Regions from separate parts of the Homo sapiens genome. Here region 2 is linked to region 1. Evidence: chromatin contacts called from ENCODE Hi-C data. All regions are on one chromosome and are shown on one strand. Each heading gives the region's core, a stretch centred on a gene start or an enhancer-like site at or near the end of the contact. The rest is flanking DNA. Distances are from core to core; before and after follow the strand shown. Region 1 holds the start of PIK3CA (phosphatidylinositol-4,5-bisphosphate 3-kinase catalytic subunit alpha). Region 2 overlaps LINC00501 (long intergenic non-protein coding RNA 501).

Region 1 (6,878 bases), core at 1,484-3,983:
ATACTTTCACTGGAGATGAAATATTTTATAATGCTTAAGAAACACTTCATTTAAAGAATCACCCCTATCTTGGAATTCAAGATATAAAATAACAAAATAGAGAACTGATCCTTTTAATGCTACTGTAGCTGCTCAAGAGATCAAATGGGATTAAGTTACCTCTCTTCAAATAAACAGATCAACAGAGCAAGTGCCCTTTAAATGGTAATCGTAACTGTTTAAAACTCTTTATTCAGTAAAGGGTACTTATAAGAAGCGGCACACAAAGTAAACTGGTTTAGAGAAAAAGTTATTACAGTCTACTTTATGTTGTGCATTATTTATAAGTTTGGGTTTTTTCTTTGGTTTTTTAAGGGGATACTGATTTGGGATGGAGAGGACCTTATCCTGACAGGAAGGAAGCTCTGCCACCAGAAAGGCTGTTCCACGCACAGAGCAAGCAAAACCACTGCACTTTTAGTCTCCCTTTTAAATATATCAAGGCCCATGACAATTTACACTTCCATGAAGCCATTTTTCAGTTTAAGTACAATATTTGTATTTAGTAACATCTCTTTAATGCTATAACCAATTTAGTTAAATTTTTTTAACCTTAAATAAAAACACTCTTCTATATTTACAGGTGTTTCATTTTTAATTATTTAAAACTGACAGGAATGTCTTTAAAACTTTATACGCACAATCATGCAATATTAATATTCCTTTACTTTCTTGTTATTTCCCCCATGATGCTATTATTACGATATGCTATCATTTTTAAATAAACTATTTTGTGATTTTAATAGGAAAGTACTCTAGTTTGAAAAAGCACAAGAAACTTTTGAAAAAAGCTATGAAGTTTTATTTTGTCCCAAAATGTGAGATGAAAAAACTTAAGCAAAATACCAACACACACACACACACACACACACACACACACGTAAACACACACAGTCCTCTTCAGATAATTTTGGCTGATGACACTGCAGAACAGTTAATCTGATAATTAAAAATTTCCAGAACATGTGATGTTTAGATGGAGATCTATGCTGTCAATCGGACCTCAGTGCTTCAGTTAAAAGGAAAAAAAAAAAACACCAAAAACTTAAAACCTGAATACAAAGACACGTTAAATTGTTAAGACTGTAGTTGCTTTGAAAGCAAAGTGTTTTGATTTATCCAAACTAACTTAGCAACACGGTATTTTGAGTATTTTCCAGAAGTTTTCTTAAAACACGCAATCCAGCACATAAACAAATTTTGTACGGTGCAATGTAAGCAAATACTCAGAAAAATTCAATTTCTAAGCAGGATAACATATGACCAATATTGCCCTCAGTGGTTCAAAAGTCGCAGTAGAAATAATCCCCTGAGATAACCTGGAATTTACCTACCCAAGTATTCTAAGGGGTTCTCCCCGGCCACACAAACTATGATTCAAAACATCGTTCCGAAAACCCAGGTCCTGCATGTGCACAAAGGCGCAGTGCTGGAATGAGGAAGCTTCACCAAGATGAAATCACAACTCTAATTCATTAAAGAATATGCAGACTGTTTTCTAGAAAGACCCTCTTGTTGCGCTCCCTTTACCCTACCCTTTATTTAACCATGTAAACAGTCTCAATTATTGACATAAAAAAATAGCTTTCGATTCCCAAGTCTGGTAACACGGTTGGCCACCATCACTATTCCTTTAGCATCCTAAAATAAACCCCTCGAGCCGAGGTCAAAAACACGCCGGCTGAACGTCTGGTGTTTACATAGCCCAATCCCGGGCCCTACCCTACCTTTCCGAGCCACTTAAGAGCCATGGAACAGGCATCACATAATACACTTAGTAAAGAGACAAGTCACATGAGTCAGTGTCTCAGGTCTATGAATGAAAGATCTAAGCGTTTGTCTCAGCTAAAAGGAAAAAACAACCTCGAAAGGAAGGGTGGGAGGGGAGCTGGCGGGGGTGAGGGGAGCGGTGTTCCTTCCATACCCCTGCCGGGCGATTTAAACCCAGTAAGAGGCAAACGCAGGGCCGCCAGGCTGGCGGGGCCGGAGTCCTCGGGCGTGACAGCCCCTCAAGAAAAGCTCGCGGTTTCGCGCCCGCGTCCCTTGAGCCGCAGTCCTCGCGGCAGCCCCTCCACCCGCGGGCTGGGTGGGCGTGCAGGGCGCGGGAGACAGAGCCACCGCGGCCGGGGCGGCGGCCCTGGGCGCACTTCCTCAACCTCCAGCCGCCCCGTCCCCAAAACTGGGAGTAGAAGCAAAGGAAGAGCGAGGCGGCAGCCAGAGAGAAAGGAGAGGGAGCGGCGAGCCCTCGCCTCTGCAGCTAGGAGAGGCCAGAGGCAGGCGAGGGAGAGGGTGCGGCGATCGCAGGCGAACTCCGCCGCGGGCCGACGCTGGGAGACGACCAGCCCGTAGCCTCCGCCCAACACGGCGGGCGCGCCCGGGAGTCTCCGGCACCCACCCGGTCCCCATTCCCACCGCACCCGCTACCGGCCAGTCCGCGCTCTACTCACGCTCGGGGCTCTTCCAGGCTCCGCGGCTCTAACCGCATCGGGTCCCAGCCCCGCGGGCGGCGGCGGCGGCGCCGAGGGAGAGGAGAGCGGGCGGCACGGCCCCCGCCTCCCGGCCCCTCTCCCCCGCCGCTCCGGAGCTGCCCGGCCGGGCCCGAGCCCTGCCTCGCCGGCGGCCCCAGCCCCAGTCCCAGCGGCCGCGGCAGCAGCAGCCCGACACCTCAGCGGCCGCAGCGGCGGCACCGGAACTGCCGCTTTCTACTTCTCGCTCCCTCTCCTCGCTAGCCCCCGCCACACGCCCCCGCCCCCGACTCCTTTCTCCGTCGCCCCTGTTTTTTTTTCCTTTTGTTTCCAGAATAAACTTTATTGGTCTCTTTTTCCGCTCACATCGTGTAAACAAACAACGAACTCTTCCCCACCCCCTCGGCCCCCCCCCTCCTCCGGCAGAAGAGGGTAAGAGCTGAGGAGGGGCAGAGCCTACAATCCCCCGGAAGCAGATGCGCAAAGAAGCGGAAGCGAAATTGAGGCGAGGAGGAGCAGGGAGTGGGCAAATAGGGTAACAATATGTGCTACTGCGCCTGCGTCTTGCTTTTCCGCCCGAAGTTTATGTACAGTTGGGGCTGCTCTTCTGACGTTTGTTTAATGATCCGTCTTCTGCAGTAGTGAGGGTGTTGTGTCATCCTAGGACAGCGTACGTGTAGTATATTTGTTTCTACGAGCAGCAGGCGAGCTGGGGTAGAGATATAGAAAGGAATATTGGGAGCAAGTGGGTTATTTCACTTTTACACCCATAGAGGAAACGAGATTAGTTCGGGGGTGAGAGGAGGTGCGGTGGCTAACCGCCGCTGTCAGTGGCTAACCAGCGTGGTTATGGATTCTATAATAGAAAGAATGCTTTTTACAAAGCGTTGCTGTGCGTTCTTCTGCCGACATGGTTTAAGTTGTATACCATCCCGAAGGCGGAATGCACTGTCACAGCCCTCTGCAGTCCTTTGACTCACTTCGTGGAGACCTTTTGCTATGCCCTCATTTTTTTTTTTAAATCGAATTCTGATTCGAAGCAGCTTGTAGGATTCAATTCTAACTATTCAGAAGACGTGGGGGATTTTTCGCGTAATGCCAACAGAGACTTCAGAAATGTCATATAGGCTATAGATTTGATTCAAGGTAGTGTCTTGGTGCTGCGTACCTTAGAAGTCTGTTTGCTTGAGAGTAAATCAATCTGTTGACTTTTGAGATTACTACTGATAAGGGTTCGGTACTGTGCGTTTTTCTCCCCCTACTGGTCTTTTGTTGTAATATTGGAAAAGCGTAGGAGCAGTGATTAGAAGTCTGAGATACAAGTACTCCAGCATCGGTTCCTCCTTGAATTTTTAAGTAATAGAGGGCTTGGGAAGTGACCCATCCTAGAGATGTTACAGTCCTACTTGTCCTCTAGAGCAAAACTCTGACCAATAACAGTCTTCTCGAACACCGCACGTCCGTCCATACCCCAATGGTAAATGAGATGGATCTGTTCCTCTTTGTGGTCGTAGTTTCACTTGACTGTATTTCTTTCTTTTCTGTGTTTTCTTTCTTTCGTCCTTTTTCTCCCTTTAGCTCGGATTTTCATCTCACATTCCAGGGGTTTGTGTTTCTAAATGTTTTTCTCGAACCAATGTTCTTCAACAGTTTTAGAACACTGTTACTCCAGAGTACAGATTTTTTTAAAAAAGGAACACTGAATTGCTAGTCAAAGTAAATTTTAAGGCAATATATCCCAAATTGTGTTTCAAGCACAGAGTTATATGAGATATTAATAGGTAGACCTTGGTGGGGAAAAATATACTAGGGATATTTTTCCTTATAAAATTTATTATTTATTTATTATTATTATTTTTTTGAGCCAGAGTCTCACTCTGTAGCCCAGGCTGGAGTTCAGCGGTGCAGTCTCGGCTCACTGCAGCCTCTGCCTCCCGGGTTCAAGCGATTCTTCTGCCTCAGCCTCCCGAGTAGCTGGGATTACAGGCACCAGCCAACATGCCAGCTAATTTTTGTATTTCTTAGTAGAGACGGGGTTTCACCATGTTGGTCAGGCTGGTCTCAAACTTCTGACTTCAGGTGATCCACCCCCCTCGACTTCCCAGAGTGCTAGGATTACAGGCGTAAGCCACCGCACCTGGCCTATTTGTGATTTTTAAAAATGTTTTATTTTTTGTAAAGACAGGGTCTTGCTTCGTTGCCCAGACTGGTCTCCAACTCCTGGGCTCAAGAGATTCATCTACCTCGGCCTCCCAAAGTGTTGGGATTACAGACTTCAGCCGACATGCCCAGCCTAAAATTTATTTTTTAATAAGAAAATGCTAATTACATAATATGTTTTTTGTTATGTGATTATCTGCCCCTAAGAAGTTGTGTGTCATAGCAGAAAAAGCCATACCTGGTACTTGAATGCATGACACCATTCATTGGTACAGGAGTAGCATTTACTATTCAATTCACGGTTGATAATGTTTGCCTTATATGTAAGCCATTGGTCTTAGGTGTCATCTTGCTTTCAAAGGTTTTTGCAATGTTATTCAGTGTTTAAAATATCTATATGATATAAAAATATCTGTATGATATAAGCATCTATATGACCAAACTCATCACTCAAGGATTAGGAGCTGAAAGAAGGTTTTAAAAAAATAATGATTCTCAGGCTGTAAATGAAACAAAAAATGGTATACTTCAAAATTAAATAATTGCATCCTAAGGGTTCTAAAGACGGGAGGTGAAATGTCCAGTATGTAGCTATTGTTCTATTCTAATAATCAGAATTATAATGACAGTTACTTGCCTTTTGGGTTTATTTCCATTGAAAATCATAACTGATACTCAAATATGCACCGAAACATTCTCTAATAGCGCTTAAGTCACTACTAAGCTTTGAAGTCCTTTGTAAATAAGAGTCAAGTTGATTATGTAGCAGTATACTTTAGATGTATAAAATTGCCAAGTCAAACAATAAAAACACACCAAGAGATAACGATATGAGTTACCATGTAGCACTGTTTTTTTTTTTTTTTTTTTTTTTTTGAGATGGAGTCTCGCTCTGTCACCCAGGCTGGAGTGCAGTGGCGCGATCTTGGCTCACTGCAACCTCTGCCTCCCAGGTTCAAGTGATTCTCCTGCCTCAGCCTTCCGAGTAGCTGGGACTACAGGCACGTGCCACCACGCCCGGCTAATTTTTGTATTTTTAGTAGAGACGGGGTTTCACCATATTGGTCAGGCTGGTCTTGAACTCCTGACCTCATGATCCGCCCGCCTTGGCCTCCCAAAGTGCTGAGATTACAGGTGTGAGCCACCACGCCTGACCGAGACTCCATCTTAAAAAAAAAAAAACCATACACCCACACACACATACACACACGTACTTTTAAGATTTCAGTTCTTTTCAAGTTAAGATTTGTGTTGCCCCAGAATATCTTGGTGAATGTCCCATGTGCACTTATGAAAGAATATTTTGTTTGCTATTGTTGGGCAGAATGTAGTTTCTTACCAAGTTGATGATTTTGTTAGCATTGATGTTTCAAAATATAATTGTGGATTTCTTTATTTCTCATTTCACTTCTGTGTATTTTTACTTTGTGTGTTTTGAAGCTTTGTTGTTAGATGTATACACATTTAGAACTCTTGTGTTTTGATACATTGACTCTTTTTAATCAATCTGTACTATCTCTCTTTATTCCTAGTAATATCTTTGTTCTGAAATCTACTTTGTCTGATATTAATACAGCCAGTCCAGCTTTTTTTGATTAATTTTTCCATGGTATTTTTTCCCATCTTTTTTATATCTATTTTTATATTTAAAGTGAGTTACTCGTAGACAACACGTATTAGATCTCTTTTTAAAAATTCCAATCTGACAATTTCTGTGTTTTAATTGCTGTGTTTAATTTACATTTAATGTAATTATATGGATTTAGGCTTGCCATTTTATTATTTGTTTTCTGTTTTTCCTCTATACTTTTGTTTTTATGTTTCTACTTTCCTGCTTTCTTGTGGATTATTTGAAAAATTTTTAATATTCCATTTTAATTTCTATATTGTAGTTTTAATATATTTCTTGGTAATTTTTTGGTAATTCTATGGATTATAATATACATACCTAAAGTTTTGCGGTCTACTTAGTATTACTATTACACCACTTCAAGTAAAATGTAGAAAGAAGCCTTGCAACCGTGTAGATTTACCACTGTCTCCTACCCCACTCCCTGACCTTTATGTCATTAGTTGGCATATGTATTACATTTATATATATGGAAGCCCCATCAGATGTTTTTATAATTTTTGCTTTCAACAGTCATATAGAACTCAAGAGGAAAAATAATCTTTTATATTTACGTATCCATTTACATTTATGTTTTGCTTCAT
Region 2 (6,878 bases), core at 2,192-4,691, 1.8 Mb after region 1:
ACAGTCTTGCTCTGTCGCCCAAGCTGGTGCTCTTGGCTCACTGCAACCTCCACCTCCCGAGCTCAAGCGATTCTCCTGCCTCAGCCTCCCGAGTAGCTGGGACTACAGGTGCGTGCCACCACGCCTGGCTAATTTTTGTATTTTTTAGTAGAAATGGGGTTTCACCATGTTGGCCAGGCTAGCCTCGAACTCCTGATCTCAGGTGATCCGCCTGCCTCGGCCTCCTAAAGTGCTGGGATTACAAGTGTGAGCCACCATGCCTGGCCGCGAACCACATTTCTAAGACTCTTTTTACCAACTTTCGCCAGTTAAATTCTGCCAGTGAGAGGCATTGAGGGAACTATGAAAGGGAGAAGGGGAGAGGAGATACTTTTCCTGCCTTTGGCCATCGTCAGCATCTCTCCAGCACAGACACAGCAAAGCCTCTAGCATCTTTTGGCACCCCGAGGATGGCCAGGCCAAATCCCCTCTGGGTCTGGACATCAGCTGCACAGTGGCCTCCTAGAAGCCCACACAGTTTCTAGCATAGCCATGAGGCACCTCTGCAGAGGCTTCAGCCAGCTGGGCAGGTGCTCTCAGTGACTGGGCACAGCTGTGTGACACCCTCTTAGCAGCCTCAATAACAACTAAGCCACGGCCTCTCCCCAAACCCCAGTCTGAGGCAGTGGCTCCTCATAGCTGTAGGGATGGTAGCTACTTATGATTTTCATAATCTCTTGGTTAGTTCGCTATCCTTTTTTTTTTTCAGGCTAGTAATTCCTTGTATTTACCCGCCTCTGTTTAAAACATCCAGTATGGTTTCTCTTTTCCTAACTGGATCTCAACAGATACCAGCATATATTTTTTATGTTGATAATAAAAAATTTAAAATACACACAGAGTCCAAATAAAAATATTTAATATTTGTGAACATCTTTTATTAGTTTGAGTTTTTAAAAAATTAAACCTCCTCCAGAATTCAACCTCCTTCTGTTGCTGGACAGTGTGAGACCTCAGTTTCCCTTGGGATCACGTCGCCATGTTAGTCTTCCTGGTGGCATTTTGCCCAGCTTCTAGTCTTTTTCCCACAAATACAAAAACAGGCTATATAGCCCCTTCTAGAGTACTGAGGGCAAAGACTAAAAGCGTTATTCGATGTGAATATAGGGAAGTCAAAACAATGACTTTTCAAAAATTGCAGCCTCAGTGTGTATCCATTACACAGAATGCGTCTACTTCTCAGTTCATATGGCATAAAAACACAGGGGTTCACTGCCTGTCTTTGGGGATGGGGTCACGTGGGCCAATAGCGGGACTGACACGTGAACTTCCTAGTCCTGCCAAATGTCATGAGGAGAGTGGCGATTTAAGCAGACATGCATGCCAGTGCAACACGGAAGAAACTTCTTAAGGCACTGGCTCCTAAGAGAAGCATTCTTCCCCGGGAATGTGCCGACATGTACGGGCTTCCTAGAAGTTCTATACAGTTGGGGCAGTTTCAAAATGAGACAATGAGCAGAAAAATCGCAGCGCATCCCCCCTTTGCCTTCCATTTTATTTCTGCGGCCCCCACCCTCCAACGGAGGGAAGCTTTGTAAGCTGAAATGAAAAAAGGCATCTACAATAAAATGAGGGATCCCACTGCCACTGGTATTGAAATTCCTACTGTGGCTAACGAGCAATAGCAAACATTTAAAAATATGCTTCACTATCCCTTATTCAGTTCATCCGCAGGAGAGGAGATGTTTCCATTGCACTTGGGAGAACAGGGACTTGGGTTTCATGTCTGCAGATGGGCTACAGGCACATACAAGATAATGTGCTCTTGCCGGGTGCAGTGGCTCACGCCTGTAATTCCAGCACTTTGGGAGGCTGAGACGGGCGGATCACGAGGTCAGAAGATCGAGATCATCCTGGCTAACACGGTGAAACCCCGTCTCGACTAAAAATACAAAAAATTAGCCTGGCGTGGTGGCGGGCGCCTGTAGTCCCAGCTACTTGGGAGGCTGAGGCAGGAGAATGGCGTGAACCCGGGAGGCAGAGCTTGCAGTGAGCCCAGATCGCGTCACTGCACTCCAGCCTGGGTGACAGAGCGAGACTCCGTCTCAAAAAAAAAAAAAAAAAGATAATGTGCTCTTTCACACTGCTGTGAGAGACCTCCCCACAGCATATTCCCAATGGGTTATAATTTTAAAAGAGGCTCTTTGATTTAAAAAAAAAAAGGCCTCCTCTAGTTTGCAGTGAGCCGAGTTCGCAGTCGCTGCACTCCAACCTGGGAGACAGAGCCAGACTCCATCTCAAGAAAAAAAAGACTTCCTCTAACTTGAGTCGTGTTATCAATCATACCAGCTTTAGTAATTGTCAAGCCACAGAAGGAAGAATGGAGAGGAAAAAATAATCCAGCAATTTTAAAATATTTTGAAGTGCAAAAAAGGGAGATCATGGCCTCGTCTTACATGGAACATGCTATTTACTATAAGAAAAGCCATTTTGTCCATTGCCCTACCGATGAGGTAGGAGGGGGAAAGTATTTTTTGCATGTGAAAACAGCACAGGAATATTAAGAAAGTTGTGTTGTTTCTTACTCCTGAGAAAGTCTTTCAGAGTCTTTTCTGCCAGTCTTTCTAGAAGTACTTTATCAAATAGATTCTCTTCTTTTTGCCCCAAATCATAGAAGCAGAATAAAATGCTCCACTGAGAATACTGAGAATGGAGATTTAAGATGTGAGAGGACTAGAAGAAGTATCGAAACCCAGAAGAAATGTCACCTCTCCCAGGAAGCATTAGCTTCTTCCTTTGTGCTTCCGCGTTCACATCTGTTGTAGTTATTTGCTTGGACTCTATCTCTTTGCTGGAGGGCAGGAAACATGTCTTCTTCAGCTTGGTGTTTTCCCAGCATTAGCCAGGACCTAGCACAAGGAGGGTTCAATAAATGTTTAGCAAGTAATGATTGAACAAAGAAAGGCAGGCTTTGAAACCAGATCTTAAACTAACCTCAGTAATGAACCTGCCTGGATAGTCAGGATAAAGTTGTTGGCAGAGGTTTAAAACATTCTTAAAGCGCATTACCCAAAGCATCAGGATTTTAGCAATAAGATAAGGAATGATCTCGAATCTAGAGGCCCAGGTCAAAAACAGAATGAGGGAAAGGGAAGATAGTGGGAAAGGCTGCCCACTGATTTTATGTGTCCCATAACCCTAGAGACCATGCTTCTGAAAGCCATCTCACAACTCCCTTTGAGCATTAGGATGTCAACTGCCAAGATAAACCCAAGTGCATGATAAAGCACACACACACAGATTTGCATAAAATTTAATGTCTTTCCTGTCAAGGAGTCAGCCTTCTGGCAATGAGAACTATTTCTTAAATTATCTACTCGCAAAGAAAAAAACAAATCTCCAGACAGGAAGCAGTGAGAAAAAAATGGTGAACTGTTGAAGTCCTGAAACAACAACCAGTTCAAAATGATTAACTCTTTGTGATCTAGAAAGAAAGAAATGCACCTTTATGTTTCTGGATAGGATGACGGCTCTCGCAGTCAGACTGCAGAGAGGGTTCTTGCAGTGTTCCCCTCAGAGTCTCTTGATACTAACCAGCTCTGGAAATCAAGATCCCGGTGACTACCTGGAGAATGAAGGGCTGCCTGCACATTTAACATCCCTCCAAATTGTGCTCCTCATTCTTGGGATGGGCATCTGCTCTGATTCTGATGGTATTTTTGCCAGTTTCCCCCTAAGGAACTAGAGCTTTATGCCTATCTCAAAAAAGGTGATGAAGGCCTTCTGAGATGGTAACCAGGTAGCCTAACATCAAAGTACCACCCTCTTTGGATTCCCTACTCTTTAATCCTGTTGCCTTTAGCTATTAAAATAATGCACAGAAAAAAAGCAAGAGAATTAGCTTACTTATGGACTGTAAATGTTTTTAAAAGCCTATATAAAATGTGGCTGGGCACGGTGGCTCACGCCTGTAATCCCAGCACTTTGGGAGGCCGAGGCAGGTAGATCACAAGGTCAGGAGATCGAGACCATCCTGGCTAACACGGTGAAACCTCATCTCTACTAAAAATACAAAAAAATTAGCCAGGCGAGGTGGCGGGTGCCTGTAGTCCCAGCTACTTGGGAGGCTGAGGCAGGAGAATGGCGTGAACCCAGGAGGCGGAGCTTGCAGTGAGCCGAGATTGCGCCACTGCACTCCAGCCTGGGCGACAGAGCAAGACTCAGTCTCAAAAAAAAAAAAAAAAAAGCCTATATAAAATGTGATCAATCAAATCTAATGCTACAGATTAAAATGATACACAATTAGGAAACATTATAATGGCTGGATCCGACTCTAACACCTGAAATCACTTATCAATACTGAGATCACTAAAAGTAGGATAACCAAATTTTATGTGCCTTGTCATGTGGTACAAAATCAACGATACAGAACCATGCATGGAATAGTCTTGAACTTTAATCTAATCAGGCCTCTAGGTCTAACCGCCAAGTAATAGGAAATGCAGGGGAGAAGGGATGCATTTATAACCACAAAGATGCAATCAACCAACTCTTGAATATAGGAGATGCACCGAGTGACCCCATTTCTTCAACAAAGCATGAAAAAAATGAAAAGAGAGAGCTGTTGTTGATTAAGAGACTGCTTTAAACCAACAATTCACACACAAAAAAAGAAACAATATTTGAGCCAATTGGAGAAAATTGAACTTAGGTCATTAATCGTGACCCTATGAGATTATTTTTATTTTTATTTTTATTTTTTTTTTGAGACAGAGTCTCACTGTCGCCCAGGTTGGAGTGCAGTGGTGCGACCTCGGCTCACTGTAGGCTCCGCCCCCGAGGGTTCACCCCATTCTCCTGCCTCAGCCTCCAGAGTACCTGGGACTACAGCTACTTGATCTCCTGACCTCACGATCTCCTGACCTCGTGATCTGCCCGCCTCGGCCTCCCAAAGTGCTGGAATTACAGGCGCGAGCCACCGCGCCCGGCCAAGATGATTATTAATTGGCACTTTTGCTACATGTGATAATGGCATTGTGTGCTTGTGCTTAAAAAGTTAGGATTTTGGCAGGGTGCAGTGGCTCACGCTTGTAATCGCAGCACTTTGGGAGGCCCAGGTGGGCGGATCACCTGAGGTCAGGAGTTCGAGACCAGCCTGGCCAACATGGTGAAACCCCATCTCTACTAAAAATACAAAAATTAGCTGGGCATGATGGTGCGCACCTGTAATCCGAGCTACTCAGGAAATTGAGGCAGGAGAATCACTTGAACCCGGGAAGCGGAGGTTGCAGTGAGCCAAGATCGCGCCGCTACACTCCAGCCTGGGTGACAGAAAGACTCTGCCTAAAATAATAAATTAATTAATTAAAAGTTCTGATTTTAGGGGTAAAATGGTAGATTTCTAGGATTTGCTTTAAAATACTCAACCAAAAAGGGAAGAGGGAGAGAACAGATGAAACAAGAGTAGTGATAATTACTGAATTTGGGCGTAGGTTACATAGGATTCACTATGTCATTCTCTAGACTCTGGAGTATGTTTGAAATTTCTATAAGTAAAACAAACTATAATTAACACCAGAACCAAATAAGGGGATTTCCAGAAATGCAAAAATGATTTGACATCAAAAATATTTTACCATGACAAAAAGTTAAAGGAGAAAAGCCATTTGATCACCTTAACAGGTGTTGAAAAGGTCTTTGAAAAAGTCAATATATAGTCCTAATTTAAATAACCAAAAAAAGGAAAAACTACAGAGGATTTGCTAAATATATTAGGGTACCTATACCTGATAAAACTATGCATTTATTTAAAATGATGTTGTGGAAGAATGACTAGTAACATGAAAATACATTCATGAATGTACTAAGAGAAAAAATTTTTACCCAAAAGAGAAACGTATGACTTAATAGAATATTAATATATCTACAAAAATGTTAAGAGTGGTTATGGACCGGGTGCGGTGGCTCACGCCTGTAATCCCAGCACTTTGGGAGGCCGAGGCAAGCGGATCATGAGGTCAGGAGATCCAGACCATCCTGGCTAACACGGTGAAACCCCGTCTCTACTAAAAATACAAAAAATTAGCCGGGCGTGATGGCAGGCGCCTGTAGTTCCAGCTACTCAGGAGGCTGAGGCAGGCGAATGGCATGAACCTGGGAGGTGGAGCTTGCAGTGAGCCAAGATCGCACCACCGCACTCCAGCCTGGGCAATAGAGCGAGACTCTGTCTCAAAAAAAAAAAAAAAAAAGAGTGGTTAGATGTGGGTTTGGGTTTGGGTTTGCTTGTGACTTTCATTTTCTTTTTTGTACTTAGCTATGTTTTCCAAAATGTCTATGGCGAGCCTATGTTATCTTTTTAATCAAGGGAAAGCATACAATGTTATTTTAATTTTGAAATTTCAGACTCTTGTGGTCATTTCTGCAGTTATGAATACACCAATGAACTCTCATCTTACCAACATTTTTTTTTTATTTTGCCCAGAAGTCTATCCATCCCAAGAGACTTGTCAAATGCCTTGTTGGAATTAAAATCCATAGTGTTTGTAGTATTCCCAATGTAATATCATAATTGTAATAAAAATCAGAGGCCCTGTTAAAAAATAGTGTTCATATTTGCTATGGTTTTAAATATCCCCTTCAAAACTCACGTGAAAATTTAATTGCCACCGTAACAGTGTTGGGAAGTGGCGCCTTTAAGAAATGATTAGGTCATAAGGGTATGCCTTATAAGTGAATTAATGAATGCCACTATCACAGGAGTGGATTAGTTATCATGGGAGTGGGCCCCTGAGAAAAGGATGAGTTTGGCCCCATATCCCTTCTCCATGATGAGAGCCTGCTCACCATGTGATGTTTTCCACTATGGGATAAAGCAGCAAGAAAGACCTCACTAGCTGTCA

Evidence for each region. A loop is a pair of places that touch in the nucleus more often than their neighbours do. Pooled maps may share reads with other maps.
Region 2: a loop to region 1 is called in a pooled map, with 2.4 times the contacts of the local background. The contact joins the enhancer-like site here to the promoter of PIK3CA in region 1. A Hi-C loop is called at or near these places in 6 of 50 pooled maps.

Annotation. Positions count from the first base shown.
Region 1 is chr3:179,144,212-179,151,089 of GRCh38, reverse strand. It overlaps PIK3CA (phosphatidylinositol-4,5-bisphosphate 3-kinase catalytic subunit alpha), which reads right to left and starts at 2,733. Exons shown (of 21, transcript NM_006218.4): 1 at 2,487-2,733. PIK3CA-DT (PIK3CA divergent transcript) reads left to right here and starts at 3,117. Exons shown (of 3, transcript NR_125401.1): 1 at 3,117-3,174. RefSeq lists enhancers at 1,259-1,308, 1,870-2,369, 3,179-3,298, 3,909-4,018 and silencers at 2,109-2,158, 2,219-2,688.
Region 2 is chr3:177,317,439-177,324,316 of GRCh38, reverse strand. LINC00501 (long intergenic non-protein coding RNA 501) reads right to left here. Exons shown (of 2, transcript NR_047465.1): 2 at 882-2,888. Among named protein-coding and RNA genes, the nearest start is that of LINC00501, 26 kb to the right of the region's middle. RefSeq lists a silencer at 6,172-6,221. Within about 2 kb of position 3,441, at least 4 of the 41 ENCODE cell types and tissues checked have a DNase peak (open chromatin) inside an H3K27ac peak, as active enhancers do.